Regions from separate parts of the Homo sapiens genome. Here region 1 is linked to region 2. Evidence: read pairs that join two places in POLR2A ChIA-PET (ENCODE). Cell type or tissue: OCI-LY7. All regions are shown on one strand. Links, peaks and the distances in the headings refer to the core of each region. The heading gives the core; the rest is flanking DNA. Region 1 has its middle 8.7 kb from the start of FOXN2. Region 2 overlaps FBXO11 (F-box protein 11).

Region 1 (8,337 bases), core at 39-8,038, 440 kb after region 2:
CTCAGCTCCATCAGGTCATTTATATTCTTCTCTAAACTGGTTATTCTAGTTAGCAGTTCTTGCAACCTTTTATCAAGGTTCTTAGCTTCCTTGCATTGGGTTAGAACACGCTCCTTTAGCTCAGAGGAGTTTGTTATTACCCACCTTCTGAGGCCTCCTTCTGTCAGTTCATCAAACTCATTCTCCGTCCAGTTTTGTGCCTTTGCTGGAGAGTAGCTGCGATCATTTGGAGGAGAAAAGCCATTCTGGTTTTTGGAATCTTCAGCATTTTTGTGCTGGTTTTTCCTCATCTTCGTGGATTTATCTACCTTTGATCTTTGATGCTGATGACCTTTGGATGGGGTTTTTTTGTGGGCATCCATTTTGTTGATATTGATATTGCTTTCTGTTTCTTAGTTTTCCTCCTAACAGGCAGGCCCCTCTTCTGCAGGTCTGCTGGAAGTCTACTCCAGACCCTGTTGCCTGGGTATCACCAGCAGAGGCTGTAGAACAGCAAAGATTGCTGCCTGCTCCTTCCTCTGGAAGCTTCATCCAAGAGGGGCACCCACCTGAGGCCAGCTGGAACTCTCTTGTATGAGGTGCCTGTCCACCCCTGCTGGGAAGTGTCTCCCAGTCAGGAGGCATGGGGGTCAAGGACCCACTTGAGGAGGCAGACTGTCCCTTAGCAGAGCTCGAGCACTGTGCTGGGAGATCTGCTGCTCTCTGCAGAGCCAGCAGGCAGGAACGTTTAAGTCTGCTGAAGCTGTGCTCACAGCTGCCCCTTCCCCCAGCTGCTCTGTCACACTGAGATGGGAGTTTTATCTATAAGCCCGACTCAGGCTGCTGCCTTTCTTTCAGAGATGCCCTGCCCAGTGAGGAGGAATCTAGAGAGGCAATCTGGCCACAGCCGTTTTTCTGCGCTGCAGTGAGTTCTGCCTAGTCCAAACTTCTGGGTGGCTTCCTTAACAGTGTGAGGGGAAAACCACCTACTCAAGCCTCAGTAATGGCGGATGCCTCTCCTCCCACCAAGCTTGATTGTCCCTGGTTGACTTCAGACTGCTGTTCTGGCAGCAACAATTTTGAGCCAGAGGTTCTTAGTTTGCTGGGCTCCGTGGGAGTGGGACCCGCTGAACAAGACCACTTGGCTCCCTGGCTTCAGGCCCCTTTCCAGAGGAGTGAATGGTTCTCTCGCTGGGGTTCCAAGCACCACTGGGGTCCAAAAAAAAAAAAAAAAAAAACTCCTGCAGCTAGCTTGGTGTCTGCCCAAACAGCTGCCCAGTTTTGTGCTTGAAACCCAGGGCCCTGGTGGTGTAGGCACACAAGGGAATCTCCTGGTCTGCAGGTTGCAAAAACCGTGGGAAAAGCATAGTATCTCGGCGGGATAGCACAGTCCCTCTTGGCTTTCCTTGGCTAGGGGAGGGAGGTTCCAGCCCTTGCACTTCTCAGGTGAGGCGATGCCCTACCCTGCTTCTGCTCGCCCTCCATGGGTTGCACCCACTGTCTAACCAGTCCCAGTGAGATGAACAGGGTACTTTAGTTGGAAATGCAGAAATCATCCACCTTCTGCATTGGTCCCGCTGGGAGATGCAGACCAGAGCTGTTCCTATTTTGCCATCTTGGCAGGTCCCCGTCCCTAAGATTTATTGAATATTAGGTTTGTTTCTTTTGTTAGCAATTAGTATAGCTTTAAATGTAGCTGTGTTTTAATGAAGTTTAAATGGTCACCTTCTGAGCCCTAGATGCTTTATTTATTTATTTTGAGACGAAGTCTTGCTCTGTTGCCCAGGCTGGAGTGCAGTGTCGCAATCCCAGCTCACTGCAACCTCTGTCTCCCAGGCTAAAACAATTCTCCTGCCTCAGCCTCCCATGTAGCTGGGATTACAGGCATAAGCCACCATGCCCAGCTAATTTTTTGTATTTTTAGTAGAGAGGGTGTTTCACCATGTTGGCCGGGCTGGTCTCAAACTCTTGACCTCAAGTGATCTGCTTGTCTTGGCCTCCCAAAGTGCTGGGATTACAGGTGTGAGCCACAGCACCTGGCCGCTTTATTTCTGAGTTGAAAAATGTGATCTATATCAGTGATTCCCAAGTTTTTAAAAATGTGTACTCTTTCAAAACAGGACATGTCTCATCCCTAACATGGATTCATTGTAGTAGTTCTCAATGAGGTGGAGCTGGAAAACAGCCTGGTAGTTTAACAGACCCTGGGCCTGAGGATTCTATTACTTCTGCTCATTCTGTTAGATCAGTGGTTTTCAAACTGTGTTCTTGGAGGAACATCGAATAAACATACCTGGGTTTTCCAGCCCTTCCCTGCCTTCCAGTATCCTCCCATCTTCAATCAGAACAGGTCTACTTTGATCTATTTTATGAATTGGGCTTTATGAAAGATTTCATTCAAAGAATATGAAACAAAACAACTGTTCCATTTTAAACCATCTGAAAACTACTGTACTAATTCATTGCTTCTCTTACTTTAATGTAATTAGAATTGACAAAAATTCTCTGCTCGACCAAACCTTCTTCCAGCATATTTGTACACTGTCTTGTAAAGTCCATTTTTAGCAAAGAACTCTGCTACGTCAGTTTAGCAAGAACCTCCCCCACCTTTAGTATCTGACTGGATTCTTCATCCTCTGCCATCCTCCAGAGGATGTCTGATTATAGAGGATGTCTATAGCAGAAGAAACCTTCTTAGGTTAGTTTAGCCAGAATCCTCCTTACTGCCGATGTTTGCTCTTAGTAATTTTTCATCCACTGGCCCCTACCTGCTCCTTGGCTATAAATTCCCACTTGTCCTGCTGTATTCTGAGTTGAGCCCAGTCTCTCATCCCCACTGTAAAATCTCATTGCAGTGGTCCCTATACCTATCATGATGGTTCTGAATAAAGTCTGCCTTACCATGCTTTAACAAGTGTCATTGAATAACTTTTTCTTAACAGAATCATTTATGGGATTTTTAAAATGCAGGTTCTTATTCACTGGGTCTAGAATGGGGCCAGGGATTTTGCATTTCTTTTTCTTTTCTTTTTTTTTTTTTGAGACAGGGTCTCACTGTGTTGCCCAGGCTGGAGTGCAGTGGCATGATCTCAGCTCACTGCAACCTCCGCCTCCCGGGTTGGAGTGATTCTCCTGCCTCAGCCTCTCTAATCTCTGGGATTACAGGAGCGTGCCACTACCATACTCAGATAATTTTTGTATTTTTAGTAGAGACAGGGTTTCACTATGTTGGTCAGGCTGATCTCGAACTCCTGACCTCAGATGATCCACCCGCTTTGGCCTCCCAAAGCTTTGGGATTACAGGCATGAGTTACCACACCCAGCCGGGATTTGGCATTTCTAATAAACTTCCTGGTGATGCCAACACCGCTGAGTGTGCTTGGGCCACACTTGGAGTAGTAAGGATCTGAAGCTTAGGGGTTTGTTTTGTTTTGTTTGAGACAGAGTATTGCTCTGTCACCCAGGCTGAAGTGCAGTAGTGCAGTCTCGGCTCACTGCAACCTCTGCCTCTCGGGTTCAAGCGATTCTCTTGCCTCAGCCTCCTGAGTAGCTGGGACTACAGGTGTTCGCCACCACACCTAGCTAATTTTTCGTATTTTTAGTAGAGACGGGGTTTCACCATGTTGGCCAGGCTGGTCTCGAACTCCTGCCCTCAAGTGACCCACCTGCCTCGGCCTCCCAAAGTGTTGGGATTACAGGCATGAGCCACCGCACCTGGCCATGAATCTTAGGGTTTTAAAAAATCTAATATTTTTTCTACTCACCCAGAAAAAGTGTTTCTTAACAAAGATTTCCCCACAATGATCTTAAATTTACCAAAATGGTAAATTCTAGATTTTATTTTCTCCTCCCTGAGCAAGTCTCAGTCTATCTGCCTCTTTCTATTTACCCGTCTCTTTCTCTCAGTACCTTCTCTCTCTCTCTCTCTCTCTCTCTGGAAGGTAAACAATATTTAACCTTCTGGACATGCATTTAAAAATCTTTGTACAGTCAGCAAATATTATGCCTCAGCCAGTTCATCTCAGCAAGAGCTATGCTTGGAGGGTCTGGGAAATTTGCCACAAGTGAGTTATTTAAAGGCAGTTACAGGTGACAACAGGTGACACGCGCTCCTAAATTTAGCATCTTAATGAATTTCTCCAGAGTAAGAAGTTACAGTCTTTTACCCTTTCACCCGTTGTGTAAAACATTTAGCATACACTTGAGACTGATTATTTTCTTTCCTGTGTTAGTTTGCAACCCGTTCCTTTCTCAAAATACTTCCACAGCCACAGTTTCTTTCCCCACCATTATCCTTTTTTTTGAAGACACAAAGGGGTTATCCACTTTCAGAGCTTCCATTACCAGAGCTGATGCCCTGTAAATCTTTATACAGCTCTATACCTCCACATGACCTGTTTACTGCAAAGTCAGCAAACTTTTTTTTTTTTTGAGACAGAGTCTCACTCTGTTGCACAGGCTGGAGCGCAGTGGCGTGATCTCGGCTCACTGCAACCTCTGCCTCCCGGGTTCAAGCGATTCTCCTGCCTCAGCCTCCCAAGTAGCTGGGATTTACAGGTTCGCACCACCATGCCCGGGTAGTTTTTGTATTTTTAGTAGAGACGGGGTTTCACCATGTTGGCCACGCTGGTCTTGAACTGCTGACCTCAGGTGATCCACTCGCCTAGGCCTCCCAAAGTACTGGGATTACAGGCGTGAGCCACCGTGCCTGGCCAGCAAACTTTTTCTGTAAAGGTCGCCATAGTAAATGTTTTCAGCCTTACGGTCCATTGGTTTTCTGTCTCAGTTGCACAACTCTGTCTTTGTAGTGCCAAAGCAGCCATAAATAGTATGTTAATGAATGTGTGTGGCTATGTTCAATTAAAACTTTATTTACAAAAGTGGAAGGCAGGCTAGATTTGGCCCCCAGGGCCATAGTTTGCTGACCCCTGATATACAAGCATGTAGAAGCTGCATCACTCTGATTACGGCTCCTGGGAATTTGGAAGTGGGACCCTGAGGCTGTGTTAGGTAATAACTGTGGGTTGCTAAGCAGGAAAGTTAGACAAAGTGGGTTGGTAGCAGAGGTGGAGAGCCAAGGCCCGTATCTGGGACAGCCATAATGGGCCACATGTAAGCCTATAAGTGAGCAGAGAGTGAAACAGACACACAAAGAAAAGCCAAGACTAGATGGTGAGAGAGAGAAAGGGGAGAGTTCTTGTTAATGTTGGCTGTGCTTCCCACAGTTGTGTCTCACATAATCCCTGCCTATTTTTATATTCATTTCTCCTACTTTAGCCAGCTGGCATGAGTTTCTGTTTCTTGCAACCAGATAATCCCTAACTTGAGCAACCTTTTGTATTCCAGACATTCCAAATGACTGGCAGTTCTCTGACTTGAATAATCATGCTCTTTCCCCACTAGGCTTTGCTAGATATGGTTCCACCCCTCCTTCTACCACTCCCATTCCTACCTCTACTCTATATTCTTCTCTCTTCAATCTTTGTTCAGACATCTCCCAGGGCTGAGTTAGGACTTGATTCCCATTACTACTTATGTAAAGCTCTATCACTGCACTTGTATACTGCAATTATATTTTCTGATTTGCTTGTCTGTAGTTTTAACTACTATTTTCATCTCTGTACTAAGTGCAGGGCCTGGAACATAGTCAGTAGTTAATATGTTTATTTAATGAATGAGGTAAAGGTACACAGTCTATCTGTAAAATAGGGATAGATTCTAAGCAGCCTGAAGGCTCAGGATCCTCTGATATCCTTACCAGCTTCATGAGCCAAAGCAGAAATAACATAAACTAATGAATTTCTTCATGTGTAAAGGACTGTAGAAAAGTATTCCATATGTCCTTATACTTAACTTTGCTAATAGCATTGTTCAGACCCATAGTCACTGAATTTTTTGTCTGCCTGTTTTATCAGTAACTGAATATGTTAACATCTCCTCCTAAAATTCTGGATTTTTTATTCCTCGTAGTTCTGTAATTTTTGCTTTATATATTTTGAGGTTATGTTATTGGAGGAATACAAATTTAGAATATTTTTATCTTCCTGGCAAATTAAGTCTTCATTATTATGAAGAGTCTCCCTTTCACTCCAGCAGTACTTTTCGTCTTTTTTTTTTTTTTTGAGACGGAGTCTCACTCTGTTGCCCAGGCTGGAGTACAGTGGCGTGATCTCGGCTCACTGCAAGCTCCAACTCCTGGGTTCATGCCATTCTCCTGCCTCAGCCTCCCGAGCAGCTGGGATTACAGGTGCCTGCCACCACACCTGGCTAATTTTTTTTGTATTTTTTAGTAGAGATGGGGTTTCACCGTGTTAGCCAGGATGGTCTCGATCTCCTGACCTCGTGATCCGCCCGCCTCGGCCTCCCAAAGTGCTGGGATTACAGGCGTGAGCCAACGTGCCCGGCCCCAGTACTTTTTGTCTTAGTATCTACTTAATTTAGCTATTCCAGCTTCCTTTTGGTAATTTTGCATGGTTTACTTTTTTTCTATTTTTTACTTTCAAACTTTCTGTATTTTTATGTTCTAGATTATGCCCCTTGTAAAGAGCGTGTGGTTATTTTTGCCCAGTGACAATCTGTGGTAGTTGGTTACATCAATTGGTGGCCCCAGGTTCATCCTACTTCCTAGTATTTACACCCTTATGTAGTTTCCTCCTCTTGACTCTAGGCCTGTTATTTCCTTTATCTGATAGAATGTAACAGAAGTGACAGTGTGTTAGTTCTAAACCTAATCTTCTTGGGAACTCTGAGCTTGCATGTAAGAAGTCGGCTATCTTTCTGTAGAGGCTACATGGATTGGCCATGTGGAACAGAAGTCCTAGAACTACTTGTAGAAAAACCAAAGAACCCAATCAATTGTGAGAACCAAGGCCCCACACATATGATATCAGTCAAGCTGTTCTAACCCCCGGCCATTGGAGCCATCCTAGCTAGGTGCTAGACATGTGAGTGAAGAAGCTATCTAGAACATTTCAGCCCCAGCGGACATCACCCAGAGAAGAGAGAGCCTTCTCCATTATGCCCTGTTGAAATTTCTGACCCACAGAATCTGGAAAAATAATAAAATGGTTTTGATTTTAAGCTACTACATTTTTTTTTTTGGAGATAGGGTCTTGCTATGTTGCCCAGGCTGGAGTACAGTGGCACCATCTGGGCTCACTGCAACCTCCACCTCCTGGTTCAAGTGATTCTTGTGCCTCATCCTCCTGAGTAGCTGGGACTACAGGTGGGTACAACCACGTTTGGCTAATTTTTTTGCATTTTTATTAGAGATGGGGTTTCACCATGTTAGCTAGGCTGGTCTCAAACTCCTGACCTCAAGTGATTCACCTGCTCAGCCTCCCAAAGTGCTGGGATTACAGGTGTGAGGCACCGTGCTGGGCCTAAGCTACTAAATTTTGGGGTAGTTTGTTATATAACAATAGGCAACAAAAACAATCTTTGTCATTAAATTATGATCTGTTTTCATTTAGTGTAATTAGTGATATATTTGGGTTTATGTCTACCATCTTATAACAACTTTCTATTTGCTCTATCATATGTTCTTATTTCTCTTCTATCTTGCATTTAGATTATTTTTTATTTCCTCACATGCTCAAATTAGATTGGAAATTGCATAGTGTCCTGGCTTATTTTATGAATCAACTTGCCAGTGCCACTGGTGGCCAAATGTTTGGTCAAACACTATTCTAAATGTTTCTGTGAAGGTGTTTTTTGGATGAGATTAACATTTAAATCTGTAGACTTTAATAAAGCAGATTACCTTCCATAAGGTGGGTAGATCTTATCCAATGCCTTAATAGAACAAAGATTTATCTCCCATGGGCAAGAAGGAATTCTGCTAGCCGACTGCTTTTGGACTCAAACTGCAACTCTTCTTTGTCTCTAGCCTGTTGTTCTACCTTACAGCTTTTAGGCTACTAAGCCTCCACTTCTGTTTCTCTGAAGAATCCTGACTAATACAGTTTCTTACTATTTTCTCAATGATTATTCTAAAGCTCATAAGATGTATTCTTGACTTACCAGAGTCTAATATTAACTATCACTTTTTCCATACTTCTAGAAAATGCACTGATTTTAGAACACTTGATTCCATTTACCTTCTCCTGACATATACCATTATTTCGTGTGTGTGTGTGTGTGTGTGTGTGTGTGTGTCTTAAGAGGGTCTCTGTTGCTCAGGCTAGAGTGCAGTGCAGTGGTGCAATGATGGCTTACGGGGCTCAAGCAATCTTCCCACCTCAGCTTCCCAGGCTTTCCACTACAGGAATGTGCCATCGTGCCTGGCTAATTTTTTAATTTTATGTACAGATGGGGTCTCACTATGTTGCCCAGGCTTGTCTCTAACTCCTGGGCTCA
Region 2 (8,337 bases), core at 299-8,298:
CCCAGCACTTTCGGAGGCTGAGGTGGACAGATCACCTGAGGTCAGGAGTTTGAGACCAGCCTGACCAACATGGTGAAACCCCATCTCTACTAAAAGTACAAAAATTAGCTGGGTGTGGTGGCGCATGCTTGTAATCCCAGCTACTTGGGAGGCTAAGGCAGGAGAATCGCTTGAACCCCGGAAGTGAAAGTTGCAGTGAGCTGAGATCGCGCCATCACACTCCAGCCTGGGTGACAAGCGTAAAACTGTGTCTCAAAAAAAAAAAAAAAACAAAAAAACAAAAACAAAACAAAAAAAACCACCATACACACACAAAACAAAACGAAACAAAAGTTTTCCCCTTGCCTTCAAATCTATTTCAATATAGAAAATAAAACCAAAACATTGTTGTTAGGTTAGCTCAACATATAGTAGTCTCAAGTTAAAAATGCTATAGGAGAGCTAATGAGCTAATTATTAAATTAGAATTCTATTTACACTTTCTTGTTAGGAATAATCACTAGTTGATTTTATAAAAGATATTCTGCTTTCAGGCCAACAGAGAAACAGAATTAAATAAAAATATACTTTAATGTCTACAAGTGCTCTTAAACAGCTCGTTTACATGGCTCTGAAACAACACAGCTAAAGAAAACTTAAGCGAAACCTATAATCAAATCATAAAGGCATTAGTTTAATAAACTCTTCTTTAAAGAAAGGGTCTACAGACAGCTCCTAATTTATGAAGTACCTAAATAAAAGTGGTAACTTTATTTCAAAAGTTTCCCCTAGTTCTCACTAGACCTAATATTTTGGGGTTATGGCATAACAGTTTTTCAAGGAATTGGTTAAATCTGAAGAAATATAGCATCCTCCTCTAGAACACAAAGGCCGGGTGCGGTGGCTCATGCCTATAATCCCTGCCTACGGTGGGCAGATCACTTGAAGTCAGGAGTTTGAGACCAGCCTGGCTAACAGGGTGGAACCACATATCTACTAAAAATATAAAAATAAGCTGGGTATGGTGGCACATGCCTGTAATCCCAGCTAATTGGGAGGTTGAGGCAGGAGAATTGCTTGAACCCTGGAGGTGGAGGTTGCAGTGAGCCAAGATTGTGCCAATGCACTCCAACCTGGGAGACAGAGTGAGACTCTGTCTCAAAAAAAAAAAAACCAAAACCCCATAAAGACAAATCAATAAATCTAAAGCTGGATTTAGGGTTTTGCTATTTTGAACAAAATGGTAGTCAAGTTACAATACGGCATATGTGCTGGAATTTTTAATTTATTTCCATTAAAAAGCTGGTAATTTGGTCATGTTTACAAAGGCATGTGACTTCATTGATCTTCACAGTTATAAGACTAACATAACTATGGTAGTTAAACAGAATCCCTCCTAATTAAATGTTCCTATTCATTAAATATAAAAAAGCATTTATTAAGTACTCACGGTATTTCATGAGAAAACATATAATGAAAGAGACAGAAACTACCTTTGAACAACTCATAATTAAAGACAGGAATTGGCTGGGCGTGGTGGCTCACGCCTGTAATCCCAGCAGTTTGGGAGGCCAGGGCAGGCAGATCACCTGAGGTCAGGAGTTCAAGACCAGCCTGGCCAACATGGCAAAACCCCATCTCTACTAAAAATACAAAATTAGCCTGGTGTGGTGGTGCATGCCTGTAATCTCAGCTACTCGGGAGGCTGAGGCAGGAGAATTGCTTGAACCCGGGAGGCAGAGGTTGCAGTGAGCCAAGATCTCACCACTGCACTCCAGGCTGGACGACAAGAGTAAAACTCCATCTCACAAAAAAGACAAAAATAAACAAGAATCTAGATTAAATAATGGTAAATAAGAGACTAGATTTAATAAATTATTTATGTTATAAACAAACAATAGAGGCTCTGTCAAGATGAATAAAAGTCCACAGAGGTCAGGTAAATCACTAACTTACTCACTAGGGCAATGACATATCTATGAATTAGGTATTTTCACCCACATCAAGTGACAGAATTGAAAAGAAGCAAAGCCTTGAAATTTACTTCTACTAAATGAATCAACATGTATTATAATAGTCTATTTGTTATGTGAGACAAGAACACTCTTTCCTCATTTATTTGCCAACAATACTTTAAGTAAAATATTAGTGTAACACTTGACAAGACTTTCATTCTACGTGTACAAACAAAACACCTGGGCGCTTGTTAGTTTAAACCTATTTATAGAGTAAAATTTTCTTAAACTAAAAATTTCCTGAACTGTTTCCTGTTTCCACAGGAATTAACAGAGTTGTGTTAATTGTAGATATACATGAACCACAGTGTCTGGCAGGTAATAAGTGCTCAATAAATACCCATCAATAAACAAACTGCAGCAGAACCTGATTGTATCTTTGTGACAGAAACTGCTATCACCCCAAATCTATTTACCCCTTCGGTGATAGAACCCAGATTTTAACCTGCACAGATGAACATCTTGAATAAAGCTCACATTTCTCAGCTGCTCTTATTACTGAGTTGGCCATCTGACTAGGTTTTGGCCAATGGGCTACATGGCCAATGGGCTACAGGTGTCCTGTATGACTTCTGAGATATGTTCTAAAAGAAAGAAAGAAGGCCCTTCTTCACCCTTTCTGCTTCCTGCTAGAAAGAATGTTGGAGAGTGAACAAATAGTTTGAACCATAAAGGCTGTGTTTACAGACTGCAGACTAATAAATAAAACAGGGGCCTAGGTCCCTAATGTCATAGTGGAGCCTTCATACCAACTCTAGATGCTTACCTGTAGACTTTCATCACAACAGAGAGGAATAAACTTCTATCTTGTTAAACAACTGTTGTTTTGGGTTTCCTGTCACTCTGGCAGATCTAATTTTAATTAATAGTCATACAAAGTAAAAACACTCTACATTTGTGTAAAAATCTTAAATAAATTTAAGACACTGGTGGAAACAACATGGGATATTATTAGAGTCAACAAAATGTGTTCAAATACCAGCCCCAATACTTAGCTATATGATTGTGGGCAGACACTCAGCCTCATTGAGCCTCAGTTTCCACATGGGTAAAATGGCAGAAAAATATTTACTTCTGAGAACCACTGTGAGGATTAACTATGATAAAGGGAGAAAGAAGGAAACAAAGGAAAAACAAATAATCAGCAAAGATACTTTTAAAAACATTAGCTGGGGTCAGGTACAGTGGCTCATGCCTATAATCCCAGCACGTTGGGAGGCTGAGGCAGGAAGAATCACTTGCAGCCAGGAGTTCAAGACCAATCTGGGCAACATAGCAAGACTCCCATCTCTACCGAAAAAAAATTGGCTGGGCATGGTGGCACACAACTGTAGCAGCTACTTGAAAGGCTGAAGCAGGAGGAACTCCTGAGCCCAGGAGTTTGAGGCTGCAGTGACCTAGGATCTTGCCACTGCACTTCAGCCTGGACAAGTCAGACCCCTTCTGCTTCAAAAAAAAAAAAAAAAAAAAAAGTGGGAAAGGGAAATAAAAATGATTCAAAACCCAAAAATAACGTGGAAAGCAGGTAATTCAAATACACTCTATCTCATCTTTTATAACATACAACATCTACAAAATGAGGGTGCTGTGTTACAGGGTATCTAAAAGTTCTTCCAGCACTAAAAAACTGCGTCCCAAAATGATGTGTTCTGTTACACATATCTACGCTAGCAAGTTTGTTTTTTTTTTTTTCTTTTGAGACGGAGTCTTGCTCTGTCGCCAGGCTGGAGTACAGTGGCGTGATCTAAGCTCACTGCAAACTCCGCCTCTCGGGTTCAAGCGATTCTCCTGCCTCAGCCTCCCGAGTAGCTAGGATTACAGGCGCGCACCACCATGACCAGCTAATGTTTATATTTTTAGTAGAGATGAGGTTTCACCATGTTGGCCAGGATGGTCTCGATCTCCTGACCTCGTGATCTGCCCACCTCGGCCTCCCAAAGTGCTGGGATTACAGGCGTGAGCCACTGCGCCCGGCCTATGCTAGCAAGTTTTCCTAAAACCTTTCAGCTGCATGTCACTTTGAGAAAAAATACCCACCCTCCAAACATACTTTGATAACAGCCAGGATTCTCCATGATGAGCCTTGATCATCTTCAGACTACTTTTAAATATGAACACTGTTCTGACTCTGCAAAATGTTTTGTGTTCTCTGGCATCTTTTATATGTACTCAAAAACAGAGTTGCAATATCTAAGAATTAAGGCCCTCTGATGATACTCACAACTTATAAATAAGCTACCTGAAAACTAAAAATCTAATTGCTCCCAGGTTCCAGATTTTGTCTAACATTGCTTCATTTAATTAATTGCTTTAATTACTTAATTTCATTATTCTCTCCTCTCTTTATTGGTACAGTGCAGTATCAGTCAGATAGGCTAGTTTAAGCTGCAGTAACAAATCCCGAAAATCTCCAGTCTAGCTTAAAACAACAAAGATTTATTTGTTGTTCACTTTACATGTTTATCCTGAGTTAGTGAAGAGCTCTGCTCCATAGAATCATCCTCCACTGGAACTCAGCTTATGGAGCAGCTATTCTTTTGAAACACTGCTAGTTGCAGCAGCAGAAATAAAAGAGAGTTCTGGAAGTTCTCATACTGGCAATTAAATGATTGGCCTGGAAGTGACACACCAACTTCCATTCACAACTCTTTGGTCAGAACTGTTCACACGGCCCAATGACAAAGGGGTCAGGAAGTGCCAGATGGAGGAGAGCCAAAAATAATTACTAAGCAGTATAAATGATTACTGTAAGTCCCAGTCTAACGACACATATGAAAAAGGTTAAATGTTTTTAGTGATATAGATTTGAGAAATTATTAATTCTAATGGCCATTTGATCACTTAAGAACATCAGGACCTTAAGCTTCACTGAAATCACAAACATAAACTTCCAGATTCCAGGGGAATCTATATCAAATGCCTGGAGTAAGTCAATAAAGAACTGACACACATTATCTGCATATTGTTATCTATGTAGACATGGATACATACATACATACATATTCTCCTAAAGACATAGTACATTTCCAGGGAAATAGAGATGACAATGTCAGCCCAAATTTGAGGCTTTAAAAAAACCCATTAATTCATCCCATGTTAGTTTCTCATGTCCAATAATTAGAAACAACAATTTTTTTTAAGTCTCTGAATATGGGCCAAACAGTTAGCAAGAGTCATATACTTAAATGCCTGAAGATCACAGGTAAAGAAAGTGAGTGAAGTAAAACATTAACATCAGAGGAGGCAGAGAACTGAAGAACTTAAGGCCCACACAATCCTTACCCACTGCAAATCCCTGGACAACTACTGCCATGTCAGAATTCAAGCCAGTGTTACTGGATGGTCCGAAATGTATAAAGCAGCTGGGATTCCAGCTATTCAGGAGGCTGAGGCAGGAGAATCACTTGAACCCGGGAGGCGGAGGTTGCAGTGAGCCGAGATCGCGCCACTGCACTACAGCCTGGGGGTAGAGCAAGACTCTACCTCCAAAAAAAAAAAAAAAAAAAAGCTGGGAATCAAGACTATGTGAAATCTCTGGAAGCTTTCATGTTCTTCTCATTATTCCTGGGTACCCTGAAATTTCACAATATGCCACAGTGTGGGCCTTTTAACATTCACTGTCATGAATGCTTGCTGGGCCCTTCCAATTGCAAATTCATGTACTTTATTTTTGAGAAATTTTCTTGAAATATTTGTTTGAATTACTTCTCAATTTTTTATTTCTGGAACTCCTAATATTTGAGAGTTGGACCTCCCAGACTGACAGCTCTCTACTTTAATCGCCCACATTCCATATTTTTGTTTTAAAATTCCAGTTCCCCAACCATTGTTGTCATTGCCCAGTAGGCTCATAAACAAAGTGGCCATACTGGGAGGAATGGAGGTTATACATGGGCTTAGCAACAGGGACTTCTACTTGCCAAGGTTGATTTGGCTATGGCTGCTGTTGAGCGTCCAATTTGGTAGCAGCAGAGGCCAATACTTAGCCCCCAATATAGTACCATTTCCTGGGGTGATCAGCCAGGTACCTAGTGGCAGGTGGATTACACTGGACCATTTCCATGATGAAAAAGGCAACATTTGTTCTCACTGGCATAGACACTTCACAGCAAATGAAAGGCAGCAATGGGCCCATGTTCATGGAATTCGCTGGTCTTACCCCGTTCCCAGCATCCTGAAGCAGCTGGCTTCACAGAACAAAGAAGTGGCCTTTTGAAGATTCAGTTACAACGTTAGCTAGGTGGCAATACTTTGTAGGGTTGAGGCAAAGTTCTACAGGAGACTGTGTGTTCTGAATCAGTGTGCTATATACAGTGTTATTTCTTCCACGGCCAGAATTCACAGGTCCAGGAAACAAACGGTGGAAATAGGAGTGACACCACTTATTTATTACCCATAGTAACTCACTAACGAAATTTCTGCTTCTTGTCTCTGTGAGCTTATGCTCTGCTGGCCTAAAAGTTTTAGTTCTAGGCTTTTATCAAGAGACACAATAATGATTTCACTGGAAGTTAAGACTGCCACCTGGCCATTTTGGACTCCTTATGCCTTTGAATCAACTGGCAAAGAAGGGTGTTATTGTGCTGGCTGGAGTGACTGATCTTGACAACCAAGCGGTAACTAACTCTACAATGAAGGAAAGGAAAAGTTATATCTGAAATACAGGAGATCCCCTAAGGCAACTCTCTTAGCAGTACCATGCCCTCTAATCAAATGCAATGGAAAACTACAACAACCCAATTCAGGTGGGACTACTAATGGCCCAGACACATCAGGAATGAAGGTTTGGGTTATCCCACCAGGTAAAGATCCACGGCCAGCTGAAGTACTTGCTGAAGGCAAAAAGAGTACAGAATGGGTAGTGGTAGTTATAAAGAAGTTATAAAGAAGGTAGTTATAAATACCACATAGTATGTAAGTTATAGGATTTCAAGAAGAGCAAACCCCACTCACGTGTTTTGCATCCTTTTTTGGGGCAAGGGTTAGTACACTTTTGGTCATAAACAGGATAGTCATATCCTATTAGGTGGAAGTATGACCTGGCTAATTGTTTTATTTTTAGTAGAGACAGGGGCTTCACCATGTTGGCCAGGCTAGTCTTGAACTCCTGACCTCAGGTGATCCACCCACCCTGGCCTCCCAAAGTGCTGGGATTATAGGAGTGAGCCACCAAGCCTGGCCAAGATTAGAATTTAAATTGGTGAACTCTGAGTAAGCTGACTGCCTCCCATGTGGGTGGGCCTTATCCATTCAGTGGAAGATCTGAATAAAACACAAAGGCCTCTCCAAGCAAGAAGGAATTCTCCAGTCAACTGCCTTCGGTGTTCATCTGTACCATCAGCTCTCCTGAGTGTCTCTCTCTCTCCCTATGAATATAGCCTATTGAGTTCTGCTTCTCCAGAGAACCCTAATACACATGGATTTTTAAATTAGTGTTATTGCTACTTACCATCTCATTCTGCTTCTTAAGTTTTCTGCTCTGTACTACCCATAAATCTAAAGAGTTGCTTCTGATTGCTACATAGTCTCTGTGTGTGGGCTGAATTGTGCCTCTTAAAATGGTATTATGTCCTAATCCCTGATACCTGTGAACGTGGCCATATTTGGAAATAGGGTCTTTGAAAATGCAAGTTAAGGGAGGTCTTTAGGGTGGGGCCTAATTCAATAGGACTAGTGTCCTCATAAAAAGAGGAAAGTGCCAATGTGAAGACAAACACAGAGGGAGAATGCTATGTGACAAGAGGCAGAGACTGAAGTGATGCAGCTGCAAACCAAGGAATACCAAGGATTAACAGCTACTACCATAATCTACAAATAGGCAAGGAAAGATTCTACCCAGATTCTCAAAGAATCATGGTGCTGCTGCTACTTTGATTTTAAACAGAAGTGTAAGAGAATAAATTTCTGTTGTTTCAAGCTCCCAGTGTGTGGCAGTTTGATATGGTAGCACTAGAAAAGCTAGTATGAGCACTCACAAATTTTACTTATCTACATTCAGACTGATATGTGGAACACACAGGCTGTCACCAACTTCCTGCCACTACAAATAATATGGCAATGAATACCCATGTACATATCCCTTTATGAAACTCTTACAAATACTCTGAGATGTCTAAAAATGAAATTACTGGATCATAGGACATGCACATACTACTACTTGAGCTCCAGAATGGCTGCAAAGTCTACGCTCACTAACACTTGGCATTATCCTCCGCAGGGGTTTTAGAAAGTCCACAAATGCTTTGATACTCCTCTTCCTTGAGTATTGATACTCCTCCCCTTAAGTATTGGTTGAGCTTAGTGACTTCTAATGAACAGGAAGTGGTGATAGTATGCAATTTGG

Evidence for each region. ChIA-PET counts read pairs that join two places held together with the same protein. Peaks named below come from ENCODE experiments on the same cell type or tissue, not always from the same donor. Only the 100,000 strongest peaks of a DNase experiment are listed, where the experiment ranks them.
Region 1: POLR2A ChIA-PET joins it to region 2 with 17 read pairs; 4 of 35 experiments call an interaction of 5 or more read pairs at or near these places.

What each region holds. Positions count from the first base shown.
Region 1 is chr2:48,301,791-48,310,127 of GRCh38, forward strand. No RefSeq gene overlaps it. Among named protein-coding and RNA genes, the nearest start is that of FOXN2, 8.7 kb to the right of the region's middle. In OCI-LY7, for the core only: no CTCF peak of the experiment used is centred there; no DNase peak of the experiment used is centred there.
Region 2 is chr2:47,862,802-47,871,138 of GRCh38, forward strand. All of the region lies in intron 1 of FBXO11 (F-box protein 11), which reads right to left. Among named protein-coding and RNA genes, the nearest start is that of FBXO11, 40 kb to the right of the region's middle. RefSeq lists a silencer at 7,089-7,383. In OCI-LY7, for the core only: no CTCF peak of the experiment used is centred there; a DNase peak (open chromatin) is centred at 4,680; H3K4me3 peaks cover 1,224 bases; H3K27ac peaks cover 949 bases.